3 separate regions of the Homo sapiens genome follow, and all the other regions are linked to region 1. A link is a loop called in an ENCODE intact Hi-C map of the cell type or tissue named here. Cell type or tissue: A673. All regions are shown on one strand. Region 1 has its middle 59 kb from the start of LINC02834. Region 2 has its middle 160 kb from the start of LINC02834. Region 3 overlaps LOC102724080 (a long non-coding RNA gene).

Region 1 (5,000 bases):
ATGACTGTTATTCATTTGTGTATTTACAATACTATACTTTTTATTATTATTTTGGAGTGTACATCTACTGAAAAAAAAAGTTAACTGTAAAAGAGCCTCAGGCAGGTCCTTCAGAAGGTATAATAGCAGAAGGGATTGTTATTCTAGGACCAGATGGCTCCACGTGTGCTTCTGTCCCTGAAGACCTTCCAGTGGGAGAAGATGTGGAGGTGGAAGACAGTGATATTGATGATCCTGACCCTGTGTAGGCCTAGGTGTGTTTTTAGTCTTAGGTTTTAGCAAAAAAGTTTACAAAGTAAAAAGTAAAAGCTTAAAAAATAGAAAAAGCTTATAGAAAAATGATATAAAGAAAAATGTTTTTGTAAAGCTGTAAAATGTGTTTGGGTTTCAAGCTAAATGTTATCATAAAAGAGTCAAAAAGCTTAAAAAAGAAAACTTTAGGCCAGGTGCGGTGGCTCACGCTTGTAATCCCAGCACTTTGGGAGGCCGAGGCAGGTGGATCATGAGGTCAGGAGTTCAAGGCCAGCCTGGCCAAGATGGTGAAACCAAGTCTCTACTAAAAATACAAAAATTAGCTGGGCGTGGTGGCGGGCACCTGTAATCCCAGCTACTTGGGAGGCTGAGGTAGAGAATTGCTTGAACCTGGGAGGTGGAGGTTGTAGTGAGCTGAGATTGCACCACTGCACTCCAGCCTGGGCGACAGAACAAGACTTCATCTCAAAAAAAAAAAAAAAAGAAAAAAAAAACAGAAAAAGAAAAAGAAAACTTTAAAAAGTAAAACAGTTACAATAAACTAGGGTTAATTTATTATTGAAGAAAGAAATTTTAAACATAAATTTAGGGTAACCTAAGTGTCCAGTGTTTATAACATCTGCAATAATGCACAGTCATGCCCTAGGCCTTCACGTTCACCCAGCACTCACTCATGAACTCACCCAGAGCAACTTCCAGTCCTGCAAGGTCCATTCATGGCAAGTGCCCTATAAAGGTGTATTGTTAAAAAAGTAATTTTTTTTAATATTTTTTTTTTCATTTTTACAAGACAGAGTCCTGATATGTTGCCCAGGTTGGTCTCAAACTCTTGAGTGATCTGCCGGCCTTGACCTCCCAAAGTGCTGGGATTACAGGCATGAGCCCCTGCACTCAGCCCTAAAATGAAATATTTTATACTGTATTTGTACTGTACCTATTCTATGTTTAGATATGTTTAGGTACACAAATAGCTGCCATTGTGTTTCGGTTGCCTACAGTATTCAGTGTAGTACCATGCTGCCCAAGTTTGTAACCTAGGAGCATAGGCCATACCATATAGCCTAGCTGTGTAGGAGGCTATACTTTCTAGATGTGTATAAGTACGCTCTACGATGTTTACACAATGAAGAAATCACCTACAGTTGTGTTTCTCAGAATGTGTCCCTGCCGTTAGGTGACACATGACTGTACTTACCATAGTGTAAGGATTGAGATATGTGTGGACATTGTCAGGAGTGTCATTCTCAAGGTCACATGATAAGTGGGCCTGTTCCTTCCAGGCTGATGGTTCTCAAAATCTAGCCATCATTAGAATTCCCTAAAGAGCTAGTGAGCATGCGTGCTCCTGGGCTCCACCTACAGAGACTGATTCAGCAGGCCTGAGAATGTGCATTCCTAACAAGATCCAGGTGATGCTGATGCAGGTGAATTGTGGACCAGGTTTCAAGACATAACCTTAGATGATAGGGCAGTCGGGCAGGGTTCTGCAAGTACTAAGTAGTTTTATGACATCTGAAGCCACCTGCATTTACAGTATTATGGGTAGAATTTATTCTACTGGTCTATAATTATTTTTTCTTTCAGTGTCTCTCTTATTAACATTTATTGAACATTTTCTGTGTCCCAAGCATTATATTATACTAAGCCTATTACCAATATTATCTCATTTAATCCTCTCCTTTTCTCATTAAAACTTGCAACTAGCTGCATGGCTTTCTCACGCCATTCATAATAACTTAAGCTCAAACTGTTACCTTTTCAATGAGGACTTACGCTTTTTAAAATCAAATCCTCTCTTCGTTCCTCAGCACATCTTAGCCTCCTTTTCTGCTTTTTATTTCCCTTTGAAAAGTATTAATCGCTATTGAATATACTATGTATTTTATTTATTTCATTTGTTATCTGAATACCCTCAAGATTTCCTTCCTCCCTCCCTTCCTTCCTTCCTTCCTTCCTTCCTTCCTTCCTTCCTTCCTTCCTTCCTTCTTTCCTTCCTTCCTCCCTCCCTCCCTCCCTCCCTCCCTCCCTTCCTTCCTTTCTTCTGTGTTGTTTACTGGGATTTCTCTAGTCTCTACAACAGTCACTGACCCATTCTAGGTGTGCTATTAAAATGCATTAAACAAATGAAAGAACCAGCTCAGGAAGTAGATACTTCACTTTGTGGATGAAAAACAGGTTTAGGAAAGATAGGTAATTTGGTCAAGATTGCATACCAATAGGTGGACAAGAAACAACAAAAACTCAGGTATGTGTGTCTCCAAAGCCGTGCTCTCAACCCGGGGCCACCTGCCCTCACTGCCATCATGCTCTGGGCTAATTTGGGCAGGTTCCACTGGGAGCCCAGAAACCTAACATGCAGCATCCCACGGGGCTCCGAAGGCCTATTCTCTCCTGAGAGAGCAAACTGAGAGTGTAGGGTGCAGGTTGACCCGAGGTGGGGAAGATGGTCTTCTGAGAACATCACACCTCAGCCAGCCCATCGTTTTGGAACATCTGGGTGCAGCAACAGAGAATTTTACCAACACACCACTCCCTCTTTGCTGAAGAGCTGACTGAACATGTTTTTCTGCTTCACAATTTGAATTCTCCCTCCAAGAAAATCCTTTCTCCAGCCCATAGGCAAGCTCATATATCTTATTTTATAATCCCACTGCTGAAATGTCAGCTGTAAACTGTGGAAGCCCATTTGGTTTTAATGCATGAGTGGCTCAATACATATTTGAGCAAATTAGTGAACAAAACTTTTTAAATTAAACTATTTTTTTGAGATAATTGTAGATTCATGTGCAGTTGTAAGAAATAATGCAGAGATATTCCTCAAACCCTTTACCCTGTTTCTCCCAATGATGATATCTTGCATAGCTGTAGTTCAATATCACAATCAGGATATTGACATTGATGCAGTGAAAATGCAGAACATTTCCATCTCCACAAGCATCTCTCATGTCGCTCTTTTATAGACACACCTAGTTCCCTTCTATCTTCCCTGTCCATAACCTCCTGGCAATCACTCATCTGTTCTCCATTTCTATAATTTTGTCATTTCAAGCATGTTTTATAAATGGAAACATACAGTATGTAGCCTGGTAGGATTGACTTTTCTCACTTAACATAATTCTCTAAAAATTCATCCAAGATGTTGTATGGGCCAGCAGTTCATTTCTTCACTGCTGGGTAGTATTACTTCATGATGTAGTTATACTAATTGTTTAACCATTTACCTATTGAAGGACATTTAGATTGCTTCCAATGTTTGTCTATTAAGAATAAAGCAGCTATGAATATTCATGGATAGGTTTTTGTGTGAACGTGAGTTTTCATTATTCTGGGATAAATGTGCAGGTTTATAATTGCTGGGCCATATGAAAGTTGATGTTTAATGTTTTTCTAAAACCACCAAACTGTTTTCCAGAGTGGCTGCAGCATTTTGCACTCCCACCAGCAATGTATGAGTGACCTGGTTTCTCTGTATCTTCCTCGGCATTTGGTGTTGTCATAAATTTTTATTTATATCATTCACATTAGGTGTGTAGCAATATCTCACTGTGGTTTGAATTTGCATTTCCCTAGTGGCGAATGATGCGGAACAACTTTTCACTTGCTTATTTGCCATCCGTATTTCCTCCCTGGTGAAATATCTGTTTATGTTGTTTGCCCACTTTCTAATTATACTGCTTGCTTTGTTGTTATTGAGTTTTCAGAATTTTGTATACATTCTAGATACTAGTCTCTTGTGAGAGATGTGATTTGTAAATATATTCTCTCAGTCTGTATCTTGTGTTTCTTTTTTTTTTTTTTCCATTTTCTTACCGGGGATTTTCACAGAGTAAAAGTTTTTAATTTTGGTGAAGTTCAGTTTATCAATTTTTTTTCTTTTATGCATTGTGCTTTGACATCTACTGTATGAACTCTTAGCCCTCGATACTGAAGATTTCCTCCTACATTATTTCCCAAAAGTTTTACATTTTACACTTAAGTCCATAATACATCTTGTGTTAAGTTTCGTATAAGGTATAAACTTAAATCAAGTTTTATTTTTTTCATTGGTGAATGCCCAATTACTTTAGCACCATTTATTGACAAGACTATCCTTCCTCCATTAAATGAGTGGCACTTTTGTCAAAAAGTTGAGTATATTTATGTGTCTGTTTCTGGGTTCTTTATTCTATTCCGTTGATCTGTGTGTCTATCTTTCCACCAATACTACACTCTTGATTAATGTACGTTTTGATTAATATAAGTTTTGAAATCGAGGGGACTGATTCTTCTTACTTCATTCTTCTTTTTCAAAATTGTTTAACTCTTCTAGTTTCTTTTGCATTTCCATATAAATTTTAGAATAATCTCATCTGTATCTATAAAAAATCTTGGCAGTGTTTTGGTAGGAACTGCCTTAAATCTTTATTTAATTTGGGAGAATTGACATCTTTACTATGTGGAGGGTTCTAGTCCATGTCCATGTGAGATATACTATGTCTTTGATTTCTTTCATCAGTATTTTGATGTTTTAAGCATGTGAGTCCTATACATATTTTGTTAGATTTACACCTGCTTTGTTTTTTGAGCTACTGGAAATGATAGTGCTTTAAAATTTGTTACCCTGTGTTTATTCATAATGTATAGACACGCAATTAATTCCTATATATTGATCTTATATCCTGCAGCCTTGTAGAAGTCACTTATTAGTTTTAGGAATTTTTTTTGGTAACTATCTTGAGATCTTCTCTGTAGGAAAATCTGTCTGCATG
Region 2 (5,000 bases), 99 kb before region 1:
AAACAGGCTCCTATGCCTATGCTCTGGCCAATAGCTGAGAGCAGGTTCAGGCTCAGAGATGGAGCTTTGCCTTTTCCATGGAAGTGTATATTGCTAGGTGTTTAAGGAAGCCTTGTGGGGAGTTTGCTAAGAGAGATCAAAGTGGGAGAGGGGCCAAGCTTCTTGGGACTCAGGGCTGAGCCTGAAGTTAATGCTCAGGTTTACACTTCTAAGAGAGTACAAGGGGTTTAAAGGAAGAGAAGGTTCTGCCCTTGTCTGTATTCACAGGTCCCTCTCTCCCTACGCTCTTCAAGTGGAGACAGTGATGCATGTCAAACAAAATTGGAATAGTATATTAGTATTCCTTTCTTCCTGGCTTTTAATTAAAGGGATCTATGGTGGATCACTATTATTAAGTCAGGTCTCTATGGCCAGAATGATTCACACAGCTGAAAACACACAAACAAACAAAACCAAAAACCAAACAATGTTCCCCCTTGCCAAACTGATTTCAGCTGGCCCTCTATGCTGCTCCTCTTTTTTTGGTAACAGTTTCTCCAATGACAATGACTCTCTTATCCAAGAAACACATGTTCTCAAGTCAAATGCTCCAATAAGCTGATGATCCAAGCTTCCTGTGAGTGATTTTGGGGCATGAGAAATGCATTGTCCAAGCATCACCCATTGATGCAGCTGGAGATTTAGCAAGTTTGCCCTAGAAAGTTGTCAAGGAAATCTCAGATGAAGATGGTGTTGCAGGTTGAGTTTCCTAGGATGTGGATTTTTGTGATGGAGTTTGGTGTGTGGGAAGTTTATCTAGGAGTGTCCCTTGGAAGGGAAATGTCATAGAAAGGAAGAGGAATCAGTAGTAGGCAGAATACAGGCCGATGGCTGTCTTAGTTGACTTCATGGCAGCTCTGGAGCTAGGATGGCTCTTCAGAGTTGGCCCGACTTGGGCTAAGATAGAACAGCAATCAGATATGGGCTGCCCCAGGAAGGGGCATAACCTCAGACAAAGTGGCTATCTGCAGCTGAGGCAGTCCTAGGAAGGGGCTGACAGTGAAGATTTATGCCAGTAGCACTCCCAATGGCTGAGATTCATTCTGTAAAGGGGGCCTGGTTGGGGCATCCTTATGCCCAACACAGATGGTGCTCCACGTGCCAATGACACATTCCCATGAGAAACACGTGGGTGATTTTGCATCACTCACCACTCTCCATTGGGGATTATCCTCTTATCTCTTTCTTGTTCTTATCTTCTTTAGCTCTGTATCTTATTCTATTTCCTTTCTTCCAAGATAATTCTTTACCTCTAGCTTCTAGCTATGAGAACGCGGAACCATTACCATATGTGTTAGCATTCAGTGGCTTCATCCATATTGGACACTGGCTTGAAGGTTGGCTTTTAAGCACCGATCTGAACCTTTCTGAAGTTTTGGAGCCCGATCTGAACCTCCTCATTCTTCTTTATGGCCGCAGGAGTACAGATGTTCCCCGACTTACGATGGTTCTGCTTACAATTTTTTGACTTTACAGTGGTGTGAAAACAATATACATCCAGTAGAAACCCTACTTCAGATACCAATACTGGAAGTTTTTCACTTTCAGTATGGTGTTCAATAAATTACATGAGAGGCTGAACACTTTGTTTTAAAGTAGGCTTTGTGCTAGAAGATTTTGCCCAACTATAGGCTAATGTAAGTGTTCTGAATGCATTTAAGGTAGGCTAGCTCTGATGATCGGTAGGTTAGGTGTATTAAAAGCATTTTCAGTTCATGACGTTTTCAATTTATGCTGGGTTTATCGGGATGTAACCCCATCATAAGTCAAGGAACATTTGTGTACTGCATCTGTGCCTTCCTCTGATAAAGTTCATTATGCTCTCAGCATATTTCAATCTCCTTCTACAAAAAGAGAACACAAAAAACTAGCTTGGATTTTAAATAAGGCAGAAACCCAGAGGCCACATTCTGTCCTTGATGCTTAGCTTTGCACCATTCCCTGGAGAAAGCTCTTATGTCTTTTAGGTTCTGTTGGGATGCTTCTTTACACATGCTTACATGGCCTTGTTCCCAGTCTTTGCCCCTTCAAAAAATGAGCTGGCTGTTCATTAAGAGTCATGCAGCTGAGCTCATACCCATGAATTTTTCAGGGTATATTACTGAGTGTCCTTTAATCCCTAAGACTTGTAGATCTTGGAGGGCTGGATCTCTGAACAGAGAGGCCCAGGTTCCCATCCCTGTAGCATCAGCAATGACAGCTGCTTCCCATTTGCTGCTTAGATTCAGCTGAAACTCATCGGAAATCAGATCTGATGGTGGCCTCAGTTCTGATGACTACACTAACTTCATCCGATCAGATTTCCAGTGAGTCAGGCTGGTTGCTGAGCCCTTTGTCCTGTTGTTTCCTTTAGACTAGCTTGGGTTGGTGGTGCTTCATGAATAATCCATGCACATTAACCAGCTGCATGCATAAAGGCATTTCCACTGTGTCTTTGCCATGAAATTTTATGTGGTTCTGATGTAATTCATAAATAACCAAGAAGAGCCAGACCCTGACTTAAAGTATCTAGAAACCTTAGAGAATCCTTTCAGGTTTCCCAAGAGAACGCATGGTAGTAACTTATCTCTAAATGGTTATAACAGGGATATTTTCCCTGGAGAGTTTTTAATGTCACTGTTGGCTGTATTGCAGGGACAAGGAATATATGGAAATGAAGATAACTTCTCAAAGTGTTTGAAACAAACTTTTATTTCAGTTTCTGGGGTTCTTTTTGGTTTTGGCTATTGCCTTAATCACCAAGTGGTGTGGGTTAAAACAAAAGCCATAATTAAATTGAACGCAATTTGGGGAAAAAACGTTGGGCAACTCTTTGCTTAAACAGAAGCAGGTGGTACTGGAATGCTTAATGGAAGTGAGCTGTGAGGAGGGAATGCAGATTTTTTTTTTTTCATTGAAAACAGTTAAAAATACTTGTGGTCTTTTATGCCAGGCTATGATCAAGATTTTATATATATCTGTGTGTATCTCCCAGTTTCAGGAAAACTGTGATGGAAATGCAATATAGTTTGAATTAGAGAGTGGTCTTTTGTGGTAAGAGAGGATGGGATTTTGTATGTGTGTGTGGTGTTTATTTCCATGGTTGTTTTAAGTAAAGATGTTCTCCTATTCTAGTAAAGATGTGATTTCACTTATACTCCATTCAGGAACTCATCTGTAGAGTAAAGCAATATGTTTTACATAGCTAGCTTTCATAAATGGAACGAAGGATGGATAGGAGGATGTGGCCATGACCCCACTTGCTGCGGGGGATGAGAGAGCCAATCTTGTTGACAAGGCAGGCATCCTATTCTTCTCTAATTGCTCAAGAGTTTTCCTTTCAGAGACTGTTAAATGAAACTTTCCCAGTAGAGAAACATGTCTTCAGGCTCAGGAATTAAGATGGGGCCACAGCCCAATTGTGAAATGCCAATTTCCCTACAAATATTGTTGCCAGATAAAGTACAGGATGCCAAGTTAAATTTGAATTTCAAATTAAAAATAAATAATTGTTTTAGTGTAAGTATGTCTCATAATATTTGGGACTAAAAATTATTCATTCTTCACCCAAGATTCAAGTTTAACCAGGCATCTGATATTTTTAGTCATGTGCTGTATAAGGATGTTTTGGTCAATGATGGACTGCATATACAACAGTGGTCCCATAAGCTTATAATACCATATTTTTACTGTACCTTTTCTATGTTTAGTTATATTTAGATACACAAATACTTACCTTTGTGTTCCAATTGTCTATAGTATTCAGTATGTAACATGCTGTACAGGTTTATAGCCTTGGAGTAACAGGCTCTACCATATGGCCTGTGTGTAGTAGGCTATACTATCTAGGTTTGTGTAAGTATACTCTGATGTTTGCACAATGACAAAATTGCCTAATATCTCAGAACTTATCTCTGATGTTAAGTGACTCATGACTGTATTTGCTAAATCTGGCATTCCTACCTCCAAAAGGCAATTTTTTTTTTTTTTTTTTTTTTGAGATGGAGTCTTGCTCTGTTTCCCAGGCTGGAGCTCAATGGCGTCATCTGTGCTCACTGCAAGCTCCGCCTCCTAGGTTCAAGCATTTTCCCGCCTCAGCCTCCTGAGTAGCTGGGATTACAGGCACCCGCTATCATTCCCGGCTAATTTTTGTATTTTTAGTAGAGACGGGGTTTCACCATGTTGGCCAGGATGGTCTTAAACTCCTGACCTCAGGTGATCCACCTGCCTTGGGCTCTCAAAGTGCTGGGATTACAGGTGTGAGCCACCACACCCAGCCCAAAAGGCAATCTTTCTTCTAATTAAAAGTGAGTCAGATGCATATTGCTGTCTCAGATATTTTGTTGCTATTGTCGTCATTGCTCTTTTTAAATAGACTTTATTTTTTAGAGCAGTTTTAGGTTAACAGTAAAATTAAGCAGAAAGTACAGAGTTCCCATATATCTCCTGCTCCCACATGTATATTGCTCCCCCATTATCAACATCTTGCCTCAAAGTGGTACCTTTGTCATAATTGATAAACCTACATTGTATATCATTAGGACCTGAAGTCCATAGTTTAGGGTTCACTCTTGGTATTGTGCATTCTGTGGGTTTTTGCAAATGTAAGATGACATTTACCTAGCATTATATCATATAGAGTAGTTTCACTGCCCTAAAAGTCCTCTGTGCTCTGCCTCCAATCACTGATTTTTTAAAATTATTTCTATAGTTTTGCCTTTCCCAGGGTGTTCTATAGTTGAAAGCACGCAGTACATTGCTTTTTCAGACTGGCCTCTCCCACTTAGTGATATGTATTTAAGGCTCCTCCATGTCTTTTCATAGCTTGGTAGCTTATTTCTTTTTAGCACTGAAGTATATTTGGATAACAGTACTTTATCAGATATGTGTTTTGCAAAATTCTTCCAGTCTGCAGTTTGTCTTCTCATTCTCTTCACAGTATCTTTTGCAGAGCAGACATTTTAAATTTCAATGAATTCCAG
Region 3 (5,000 bases), 210 kb before region 1:
TACCTCCCTAAAGCCCCATCTCCTAATGCCATCACACTGGGGGTTAGAGTTTCAACATATACATTTTTGGAGGACACATTCAGTTTATTGCAGTATTTTTCAAGTCTCCTATTTTCTTATTGAAACTGGGTAACTGAAACCTCCAACCATGATTACTGAATTATCCATTTCTTCCTTTAATCCTGCAAGTTTTTGCTTCATGGATTTTGGGACTCTGGTATTAGATGCTTATATGTTTATAATTGTTAGGTCTTTTATCATCATAAAAATCTTCTTTGTCTTAAAGTCTATCTTGTCTTCTATTAATATGGGTCTCTGGCCCTCTTTTGGTTACTGTTGGGTGGTATCTTCTTACTTTTAACCTCTTTGTATCTTTAATCTAAAGTGTGTCTCTTGTAGACACAATAGAGTTGGATCTGTTTTTTTTAAAAATCCATTCTGTTGGTGGGGCATGGTGCTCATGTCTGTAATCCCAGCATTTTGGGAGGCCGAGGTGGCCTGGTCACTTGGGGCCAGGAGTTAGACAACAGCCTGGCCAACATGGTGAAACTCCATCTCTACTAAAAATACAAAAATTAGCCAGATGTGGTGATGGGCGCCTGTAGTCCCAGCCACTTGGGAAGCTGAGGCAGGGGACTCGCTTGAACCCGGGAGACGGAGGTTGCAGTGAGCCAAGATTGTGCCACTACACTCCAGCCTGGGCGACAGAGTGAGACTTTGTCTCACAAAACAAACAAACAAAGCAAAACCCATTCTGTCAATAACTGTATTTTGATTGTAGTGTTTAATGCATTTACATGTAATGTAATTACTAACAAGGTAGGATTTATGCTTTTCGTTTAAATTTTTTTCTATATGTTTTATGTCCTTTTTTTCCACTATTTCTCCATTATTGCCTTTTTGTGTTAGAAATTTTTTAATATACAATTTTGACTATACCTCTAAGGCTGTTTAAAAAAATCTCTTAATTCTCTTGCCATTCTTTTGCTATATATTTTGAATTATTTTCTTAGAAGTTGCACTGGGGATAACAATTAATATTAATTAATTTATAATTAATAAAGTAATCTAGTTTGGATTAAAACCAATTAAATTTTATAGTATATAAAACTTTGCTGATGGACCGTATTTAATGTAATATTATTCTTTTCAGGAAAGTTAAGTTGTTAAGTATGATTTATTTTTTATACCTTTTTAGGACTTTTCATATCATTCTATGTCAGGCCATGTATTTCTTACTTCAAATAATTTCTAATGTAGTTGAGGAGAAAACCAAACATATGTGAAAAGTCAGATGGCAGTCAAATCTTTAAATACTAATTCAAGGCAATAACAGATATGAGTAACAACTCTAGACAGAAAATGTGTAGTGGCTTCATGACAGGGTATTTCAGAAGATCAGTTGATGTGAAACCCATGGCCCAAGTTAGTCAAGGAAGACTTCATGGATTTGCAATTTGACCTTAGTATATGTGGAAGTGTACAAACTCATTGATATGTAAAGAAAATAAATGGGAACTCACCAAGCTAGCTTCTGACTTTTCAGTGAGGTCATCTGTCTACTTCTGTATCCACAGCACCTACAACACTGCCTTACACATTGTAGGTGCTCAGAAAATATTTATCAAATGATCAGATGAATGCATTTGGTTGAATAAATCAGTTAGGTATGGAATTGGAGCTTTGCAAGAGAGGACATATATTCTGGAGCATCAGCTTTGGACCATTTGCTAGGTAATCGATAAGGGGGAAACAGAGCTGGTAGGTCATCTGAGTCACAGTTTGCTGCTTTCTTTCTTTCTTTCTTTTTTTTTTTTTTTTTTGTAGAGACACAGTCTTTCTCCGTCACCCATGCTGGAGTGCAGTGGTGCGATCTCGGCTCACTGCAACCTCCGCCTCCCGGGTTCAAGCCATTCTCATGCCTCAGCCTCCTGAGTAGCTGGGATTACAGGTGCATGCCACCACGCCCAGCTAATTTCTTTTGTATTTTACTAGAGACGGGGTTTCGCCTTGTTGCCCAGGCTAGTCTCGAACTCCTGAGCTCAGGCAATCCGCCCGCCTCGGCCTCCCAAAGTGCTAGGATTACAGGCATGAGCCAGCTTGCTCCTTTTAAGAGGAGTTCAATTGCTGGTATCATTTGGCCATTATTCCTATTAGTTTTTGAGAATCAGAGAATGCCACAGTTTTCATTTTTACTTAAAAATCTATGCATCTATAGTCTTTTTCAGAGAGTTCAGGGAAAAAGGACTTATAGGGACACTATGAGTTTGTACAATTCAGTAACTGAAGAACAGAGTGGCAAAAGTTCTTCAAATACTGAGAGAAGAGATGCTAGGAAATGCATCAGAAACATTATTTGAAACATCTAACAGGGTTTTTATTTCTTAGTTTCCTATATTTAATTCTTTTTTTCCCTATATTTAATTCTTGACTCTCTATGGTAGTCAACCTCAGAAAATTTCAATACTTTCAAGAATTATCACATGAACAGAATTTAAGGTTTTAAGCATTTTTTTTTTTTGCTCTTTAATGTGATCTGTTGTTAACAATTACCATAAATCTTTACTTAAGATTTACTTTAAGAGACTTGCACCACCCTTCTATTTTTTGGTCATTAGAGACTTTCTAGCGAAAATGCTAGAAAGCTAAATGAAGACTAAAAGGCTGCTTTCTGGTTTAAATTCATCTGTACCTGCAGTTGCAAAGCCAGTAGAGGGAGCAGTGTACCTATTCTTTGATTTCTGGAATTGCAACTACTTGGATGGACTGAATTTCAAACAATCTGCATAATCAAGACTATTTCACCCAGAGAGAGGGAGTCAGGGGCTACAATTTGTTTGTTTGTTTGTTTGTTTGTTTGTTTTGGCAATCATGGCTTTATGTTAGGGTATTAGCAGAGTTACAGAGTTGCTTTATTACATTGAAGAACTTTGATGAGGTTGCTGTGTGAGGACTGTTCTTCCATTTTGCTTCCTTTAACTAAAAGTCATTTGAGCATTTTGTACCAAGTCCACAAAAAGCTGGCTGAGTAAACTCATCAGGTGGATTAGATTCTCGGTATTCAGGATAGCTTGCGCAACCGGGTGGGCATGTTCGCTAATCCCTGCAACTTTGATGTGGCTGCAGAGTGGGAGCTGGGATGAGTTCTTCCTCCCTGACTCACTGGTTTCCACTCCACGAGACTCCAAAGTCTGTCCCGCACTGTCTCTCTAGCTGACTTAGCAGAGATAGGACCCCTCCTGTTCTATCTCATCTGACTCACTCCCACGGAGTTATTTTTCCTTAGCGACAGGGCCATGGGCCGAGCAAAGGAGGCAGCACTCCTGTCTCACCACTCCACCCCCTTTAACAACTGTTGTTTTATGTAACATTTTACTTGTCTTTTCACCATTGGATTCTCCCCGTGTTTCTAGCTACCAGCTCATAGCTTAGGTGGGGTTCTTTTCTTTGTCTTCACTTACCTTTTTTCATTGAAACAGATGCTTTAGCAATATTATCAGCCCATCTTTGCTAACTTTTTTTAAATTCAATTCTTTTGTTTTTTTAATTTTTTTAAAATTTGAGAATGAATCTCACTCTGTCGCCAGGCTGGAGTGCAGTGGTGCGATCTTGGCTGACTGCAACATCCGCTTCCTGGGTTTAAGCGATTCTCCTGCCTCAGCCTCCCAAGTAGCTGGGACTACAGGCACACATCACTGTGCCCAGCTAATTTTTGTATTTTTAGAGACGGGGGTTTCACCATGTTGGCTAGGCTGCTCTCGAACTCCTGACCTCGTGATCCACCCGCCTCGGCTTCCCAAAGTGCTGGGATTACAGGCGTGAGCCACCGCCCCCGGCATGGTATTCAATTATTTTGACAGTAGCTCTTGGTCTTGTGATGTCGCTTCCATTTCTTCAACAGGTATTTATGTCTTTCCATTTCTTTTTGTTTTTGTTTATGCCTTCTCTCTCCAGCTAGAATGTGAAATAATACCTGTGGCTGAAAAGAAGCTCTTTTGACCCAGGATCCTGGTCCTCTGCATAACAGTCAAGACCATTCTCATTTGCCTGAAAGTGTTTTAGAGAAGAAAGAGAAATTCAGGACCAATCAGCAATTCCCTTTTCCACTCTTATGAAGAAAGAAAAAGGATTTGTGTTATTTGAGATTTAAGTTACTTCCTTTTTTCCTATGACAGGTTTTGGTAAATGCCCAGCTCCAATAATACGTTAACATTTTCAGAGTCAATCTGGGTTATAAGTAAATAAACTCCATTTTGATCTTGTTCTCGTTGGTTCTTTTTTACTGTCACTTTTAGGCCTTTTTTGAAAGGAGAGAGAGACATTCTCTACCAGGTCAGAATCTGCCCTATGCTTATTCCAGATCAGTATGCTTGGTCCAATACTCAATCACTAATCACTTACGTGACACGCTGTGTGAGTGAGACTAACTTTTGGCTATTCTTAAAGTATAGCTACAGTGAAAACATCATTAGGAATGCCTCTGGCTACTGTATTCAGAAAAGATACTAAGTATAAGAATTTTGGAAAGTCAGCTTTATCCTTTAAAAAGGTGATAGTTTGTGATTCCATTTGCTTTACTCTTATTTTGCACTCTGTTCAGAGATCAAGAAGGGAACTGGTTACCATTTATTGGTGCCTCTCAAGCCCCTCCATGCCAAGATAAGATGGGAAAAGTTGAGTTTTGAGGATTTGGGGAAGTCGAGTAAGTCTGGTGAGTAGAGTGGGGAAAGCCCAAGGTTAAGGCTGTCGTGGTTAGCGATGGAAGAACTGAGGTAGAGAGCCTGGAATGAGGGATCAGATAATGAGAGGAGGATTCCAAGTGTGGCTGATGCCAATGGGGGGTGAAGACAGAAGTCTAAGGAGTTATGGAGAGTAAGGACAAAAAATGAAAGTGCCATGTCTGAAGAATCATTACTATTGACTTGAGAGTCTTCAAGTTTGGTGAAAGAATTTCAATGAAGCATTCTACTCTCAGAAATTGAGATCTTACTACTGCTTTA

What was found. Peaks named below come from ENCODE experiments on the same cell type or tissue, not always from the same donor. Only the 100,000 strongest peaks of a DNase experiment are listed, where the experiment ranks them.
Region 2: a loop joins it to region 1, with 3 times the contacts of the local background. A loop is called at or near these places in 1 of 110 quality-filtered maps.
Region 3: it touches region 1 in a loop (15-fold over the local background); 1 of 110 quality-filtered maps calls a loop at or near these places.

What each region holds. Positions count from the first base shown.
Region 1 is chr9:86,646,331-86,651,330 of GRCh38, forward strand. No RefSeq gene overlaps it. Among named protein-coding and RNA genes, the nearest start is that of LINC02834, 59 kb to the right of the region's middle. In A673, no CTCF peak of the experiment used is centred here; DNase peaks (open chromatin) are centred at 2,011, 2,351, 2,631 and 3,811; H3K27ac peaks cover 4,841 bases.
Region 2 is chr9:86,547,256-86,552,255 of GRCh38, forward strand. No RefSeq gene overlaps it. Among named protein-coding and RNA genes, the nearest start is that of LINC02834, 160 kb to the right of the region's middle. In A673, no CTCF peak of the experiment used is centred here; a DNase peak (open chromatin) is centred at 2,386; H3K27ac peaks cover 5,000 bases.
Region 3 is chr9:86,431,434-86,436,433 of GRCh38, forward strand. The region is part of intron 1 of LOC102724080 (a long non-coding RNA gene); the gene reads left to right. Among named protein-coding and RNA genes, the nearest start is that of TUT7, 80 kb to the left of the region's middle. In A673, a CTCF peak has its summit at 2,714 (motif pointing right); DNase peaks (open chromatin) are centred at 2,728 and 3,138; H3K4me3 peaks cover 605 bases; H3K27ac peaks cover 1,711 bases.